Linked DNA regions of Homo sapiens: region 2 is linked to region 1. Evidence: read pairs that join two places in POLR2A ChIA-PET (ENCODE). Cell type or tissue: HepG2. All regions are shown on one strand. Links, peaks and the distances in the headings refer to the core of each region. The heading gives the core; the rest is flanking DNA. Region 1 has its middle 19 kb from the start of LINC01882. Region 2 has its middle 9.4 kb from the start of AFG3L2.

Evidence for each region. Peaks named below come from ENCODE experiments on the same cell type or tissue, not always from the same donor. Only the 100,000 strongest peaks of a DNase experiment are listed, where the experiment ranks them.
Region 2: POLR2A ChIA-PET joins it to region 1 with 5 read pairs; 5 of 35 experiments call an interaction of 5 or more read pairs at or near these places.

What each region holds. Positions count from the first base shown.
Region 1 is chr18:12,728,871-12,731,785 of GRCh38, reverse strand. No RefSeq gene overlaps it. Among named protein-coding and RNA genes, the nearest start is that of LINC01882, 19 kb to the left of the region's middle. In HepG2, for the core only: no CTCF peak of the experiment used is centred there; a DNase peak (open chromatin) is centred at 1,405; H3K4me3 peaks cover 961 bases.
Region 2 is chr18:12,385,203-12,388,117 of GRCh38, reverse strand. No RefSeq gene overlaps it. Among named protein-coding and RNA genes, the nearest start is that of AFG3L2, 9.4 kb to the right of the region's middle. In HepG2, for the core only: no CTCF peak of the experiment used is centred there; no DNase peak of the experiment used is centred there.

The DNA of each region.
Region 1 (2,915 bases), core at 416-2,915:
ACAATATTGAAATGAGGCCTATTAATAACCCTACAGTGGCCTCTAAGTGTTCAAGTGAAAGGAAGAGTCACAAGTCTCTCACTTTGAATCAAAAGCTAAAAATGATTAAGCTTATTGAGGAAGGCATTCAAAAGCTCAGATAGGCCCAAAACTAAGCCTCTTCTATCAAACAGCTAGCCAAGTTGTGAAGGCAAAGAAAAAGTTTTTGAAGGAAATTAAAAGTGCTACTCCAGGCCGGGCACGGTGGCTCATGCCTGTAATCCCAGCACTTTGGGAGGCCGAGGCGGGAGGATCATCTGAGGTCAGGATTTCAAGAACAGCCTGGCTAAAATGGCCGAACCGCATCTCTACTGAAAATACAAAAAAAATTAGCTGGGCGTGGTGGTGCATGCCTGCAGTCCCAGCTACTCAGGAGGCTGAGGTGGGAGAATCGATTGAACCCGGGAGGCAGAGGTTGCCATGATCCAAGATTGTGCCACTGCACTCCAGCCTGGGCAACAAAGTGAGACTCTGTCTCAAAAACAAAAACAAAAAAAGTGCTACTCCAGTGAACGCAAATGATAGCAAAACAGCCTCCTCATTGCTGATGTGGAGAGTTTAGTGGTCTGAATAGAAGAGCAAACCATCCACAACATTTTCTGAAGCAAAAGCCTACCCCAGAGCAAGGCTGTACCTCTTTTTCAATTCTGTGAAGTCTGAGACAGGTGAGGAAGCTGCAGAAGAAAAGCTGGAAGCTAGCAGAGGTAGGTTTATGAGATTTAAGAAAAAACAGCTGTCTTCATACCGTAAACATGCAGGGTAAAGCAGCAAGTACTGATATAGAAGCTGCAGCAAGTTATCCAGAAGATCCAGCTAATTGGTGAAGGCGGCTACACAAAACAACAGATTTTCGTCCCAGTGCTGTGGCTCACGCCTGTAATCCCAGCACTTTGGGAGGCCGAGGCGGGCGGATCACGAGGTCAGGAGATAGAGACCATCCTGGCTAACACAGTGAAACCCCGTCTCTACTAAAAATACAAAAAAATTAGCCCGGCGTGGTGGCGGACGCCTGTAGGCTAGTCCCAGCTACTCCGGAGGCTGAGGCAGGAGAATGGCGTGAACTTGGTAGGCGGAGCTTGCAGTGAGCCGAGATCGCGCCACTGCACTCCAGCCTGGGCGACAGAGCAAGATTCTGTCTCAAACAAAACAAAACAAAAAACAGATTTTCAATGTAGATGAAACATTCTTCTATCAGAAGAAGAGGCCATCTAGGACTTTCATAGCTAGAAAGCAGAAGTCAATGCCTAGCTTCAAAGCTTCAAAGGACAGGCTGGCTTACTTGTTAGGGGCTAATGCAGCTGGTGACTTTAAGCTGAAGCCAATATTTACCATTCCAGAAATTCCAGGGCCCTTAAGAATTATGCTAAATCTCCTCTTCCTGTGCTCTATCAGTGGAACATCAAAGCCTGAATGGCAGCACATTTGTTTGAGCATGACTCACTGAATATTTTAATCCCACTGTTGAGACCTACCGCTCAGAAAAAAAGATTCCTTTCAAAATACCACCAGTCATTGACAATACACCTGGTCCCAAGAGCTCTGATGGAAATGTGCAAGGAGATTAATGTTGTTTTCATGCCTGCTAATATAACATCCATTCTGCAGCCCATGGATCAAGGAGTAATCTCAGCTTTCAAGTCTTATTTCAGAAATACATTTCCTAAGGTTATAGCTGCCATAAATAGTGATTCCTCTGATGGATCTGGGCAAAGTAAATTGAAAACTTTCTGAAAAGGATTCTCCATTTTAGATGACACTAAGTATATTTTGATTCATGGGAGGAGGTCAAAATATCAACATTAAGATAAGTCAGTTCCAACGTTCATGGATGACTTTGAGCAGTTCAAGACTTCAGTGAAAGAGGTAACTGCAAGATGGAAATAGCAAAAGAACTAAATTTAACAGTGGACCCTAAAGATGTGAATAAATTGCTGCAATCTCATGATAAAACTTGAAGAGATCAGGAGTGGCTTCTTATGGATGAGCAAAGAAAGTGGTTTCTTGAGATGGAATCTACTCCTGGTGAAGGTGCTGTGTACATTGTTGAAATGACAACAAAGGATTTTGGGATATTCCATAAACTTAGTTGACAAAGCAGCGGCAGGGTTTCAGAGGATTGACTTCAATTTTGAAAGAATATAGGTATTTACTTTGTGGTTATCCTGGGACTTACATGAGACATCTTATACTTGTAATAATCTATTTTAAGCTGATAACAACTTACTCAATCATATACAAAAACCACTTTTACAACTCTACTTTTAAATTATTGATGTAGGGCCAGGTGCAGTGGCTCATGCCTGTAACCCCAGCACTTTTGGAGGCCAAGGTGGGAGGATGGCTTGAGCTCAGGAGTTCAAAACCAGCCTGGACAACATAGCAAGATCTCTCATCTTAAAAAAATTATTTTTAAAATTTTTATTTCAATGGTTTTTGGGGTACAGGTGGTTTTTGGTTACCTGGATAAGTTCTTCAGTGGTGATTTCTGAGATTTTAGTGTACCCATCACCCAAGCAGTCTATGTTATAATCAACATGTAGTGTTTTATTCCTCACCCCCTCCAAACCTCCCTGGCTAAGTCCTCAAAGTCCATTATATCATTCTTTTTTTTTTTTTTTACCCTGAGATGGAGTCTTGTTTTGTTGCCTAGGCTGGAGTGCAGTGGTGCAATCTTGGCTCACTGCAACCTCCACCTCCTGGGTGATTCTTGTGCCTCACCCTCCCTAGTAGGTGGGACTACAAGCACATGCCGCCACATCCAGCTAATTTTTGTATTTTTTTTTTTTTGTAGAGACAGGGTTTCACCATGTTGGCCAGGCTGGTCTCGAACTCCTGGCCTCAAGTGATCCACCCACCTTGACATCCCAAAGTGCTGG
Region 2 (2,915 bases), core at 178-2,677, 340 kb after region 1:
CTTTCATTGACAGCTAATGATGTTGAGCCTCTCTCTATGTGCTGGTTGGCCATTTGTATGTCTTCTTCGAGGACATGTCTATTCAAGTCCTTTGCCCATTAAAAAAATAGCTTCAATGAGATATCATTTATATACCATATAGTTCATCTATTTAAAATGTTGAAATTAATGGTTTTAGGTCATTCAAAGAGCGGTACAACCATCACCACAATTGATCTTAGGACATTTTGATCACCTTGGAAAGAAACCTGAAACCCTTAGCTAGCACCCTTCCCAATCCCTCCCCTCCCTCCATCAACCCTATATAGCCACTATCTGCTTCCGTCTCTATAGATCTGCCTATTTGGACATTTTATGTAAATTGATTCACACACTATGTGGCCTTTTTGTGTAGCATACTATTTTCAAGATTCATTCATGTTTTCTTTTCTTTTTGTTTGTTTTTTTTTTTTTTTTTGAGACGGAGTCTCGCTCTGTCGCTGGAGTGCAGTGGCACGATCTCGGCTCACTGCAAGCTCCGTCTTCCGAGTTCATGCCATTCTCCTGCCTCAGCCTCCCGAGTAGCTGGGACTACAGGCGCCTGCCACTGCGCCTGGCTAATTTTTTGTATTTTTAGTAGAGACGAGGTTTCACCGTGGTCTCGATCTCCTGACCTCGTGATCCGCCCACCTCGGCCTCCCAAAGTGCTGGGATTACAGGCGTTTTTTTTGAGACAGAGTCTCACTCCGTGGCTGAGGCTAGAGTGTAGTGGCGTGATCTTGGCTCACTTCAACCTCTGTCTCCCAAGTTCAAGTGATTCTTGTGCCTCAGCCTCCCAAGTAGCTGGGACTACAGATGTGCGCCACCATGCCTGGCTAATTTTTGTATTTTTAGTAGAGATGGAGTTTTGCCATGTTGACCAGGTTGGTCTTGAACTCCTGGCCTCAAGCAATCCACCCGCCTTGGTCTCCTAAAATGCTGGGACTACAGGCATGAGCCACCGCACCTGACCTCTTTTCTTTTTTTTTAATTGAAGCATTTTTTTCTTTTTTATTGTGCTAAAAATTTACAATATAAATTTGTCATTTAAACCATCTAAATATACAATTTGGCTGGGTGCAGGGGCTCATACCTATAATCCCAGCTCTTTGAGAGAATGAGGTAGGAGGGTTGCTTGAGGCCAGGAGTTTGAGACCAGTGTAAGCAACATAGTGACACCCTATTTCTGCAAAAAATTTAAAAAACTAGCCAGGTATAGTGGTGTGCACCTGTAGTCCCAGCTACTTTGGAGGATGAGGTGGGAGGATCACTTCAGCCCAAAGGTTGAGGCTGCAGTGAGCTATGATCACACTACTACATTCCAGTCTGGGTGACAGAGTAAGACTTTGTCTCTAAATAAATAAGTAAATAAATCAATCTAATTTCGTATATGGTGTGAGGGGTAAGGCTCCAACTCATTCTTTTGCATCCAGTTCTCCTAGAACCATTTGTTGAAAAGACTATTCTTTCTCTATTAGATGAACTTTGCATCCTTGTCAAAAATTAGTTGACATGTATGAATTTACTTCTGGATTCTTAATTATATTCTGTACGTCTATATGTCTGTCCTTATGCCAATACCTACAGTTTTGATTTTATGAAGTTTTGTAAATGAGAAGTATGAATCCTACAACTGTATTCTTTTTCAAGGTTGTATTTGGGGCCCTTTGCAATTCCATATGAATTTGAAGATTGCATTTTCATGTCTGCAAAAAGAAAAAGAAAGGAAGGAAGGAAGGATGGATGGAAGGAAGGAAGGAAGAAAGAAAGAAAAGAAAGAAAGAAAGAAAGATAAAGAAAACAAGCAAGCAGGCAGGCACTTAGAGTTGTGACTGCACTGAATCTGTAGATGGCTTTGGGCAGTTTTGCTATCTTAACAATATTGTTTTCCAATCCACTAACATGGAATACCCTTTCACTTATTTAAGTCTTCTTAAATTTCTTTTTTTAAGATGAAGTCTCACTCTGTTGCCCAGGCTAGAGTGTGCAGTGGCATGATCTCCGTTCACTGCAACCTCCACCTCCCAGGTTCAAGAGATTCTCCTGTTTCAGCCTCCCAAGTAGCTGGGACTACAGGCGTGCACCACCATGCCCAACTAATTTTTATATTTTTTTAGTAGAGACGGGGTTTCACCATATTGGCCAGGCCGGTCTCGAACTCCTGACCTCGTGATCAGCCCGCCTCGGATTCCCAAAGTGCTGGGATTACAGGCTGAGTCAGGAGAATGGCTTGAACCCAGGAGGCAGAGGTTGCAGTGAGCTGAGATTGTGCCACTGCACTCCAGCCTGGGTGACAGAGCAGCAAGACTCCATCTCAAAAAAAAAAGATAAATAAAATTGACAAAACTTATTTATTTATTTATTGAGATGGAGTCTCGTTCTGTAGTCCAGGCTGGAGTGCGGTGGCGCGATCTCAGCTCACTGCGAGCTCCGCCTCCCGGGTTCACACCATTCTCCTGCCTCAGCCTCCCAAATAGCTGGGACTACAGGCGCCCGCCACCACGCCTGGCTAATTTTTTTGTATTTTTAGTAGATACAGGGTTTCACTGTGTTAGCCAGGGTGGTCTCAATTTCCTGACCTCGTGATCCACCTGCCTTGGCCTCCCAAAATGCTGGGATTACAGGCATGAGCCACCGCACTCGGCCAAAGTTGACAAATCTTTAACTAGACTGACAAAGAAAACAGGGAGAAGTTGCAAATATCTAAAATCAGAAATAAAAGTGGGGTAACTACTATTGACCTTTTACAGGAAAAGGATTAGAGCTAGGCATGGTGGCAAATGCCTATAGTCCCAGCTACTTGGGAGGCTGAGGCAGGAGGATCACTGGAACCTGGGAGTTTAAGGCTTGTGTAAGCTATGGTCATATCACTGCACTCTGGCCTGGGCAATATAGCT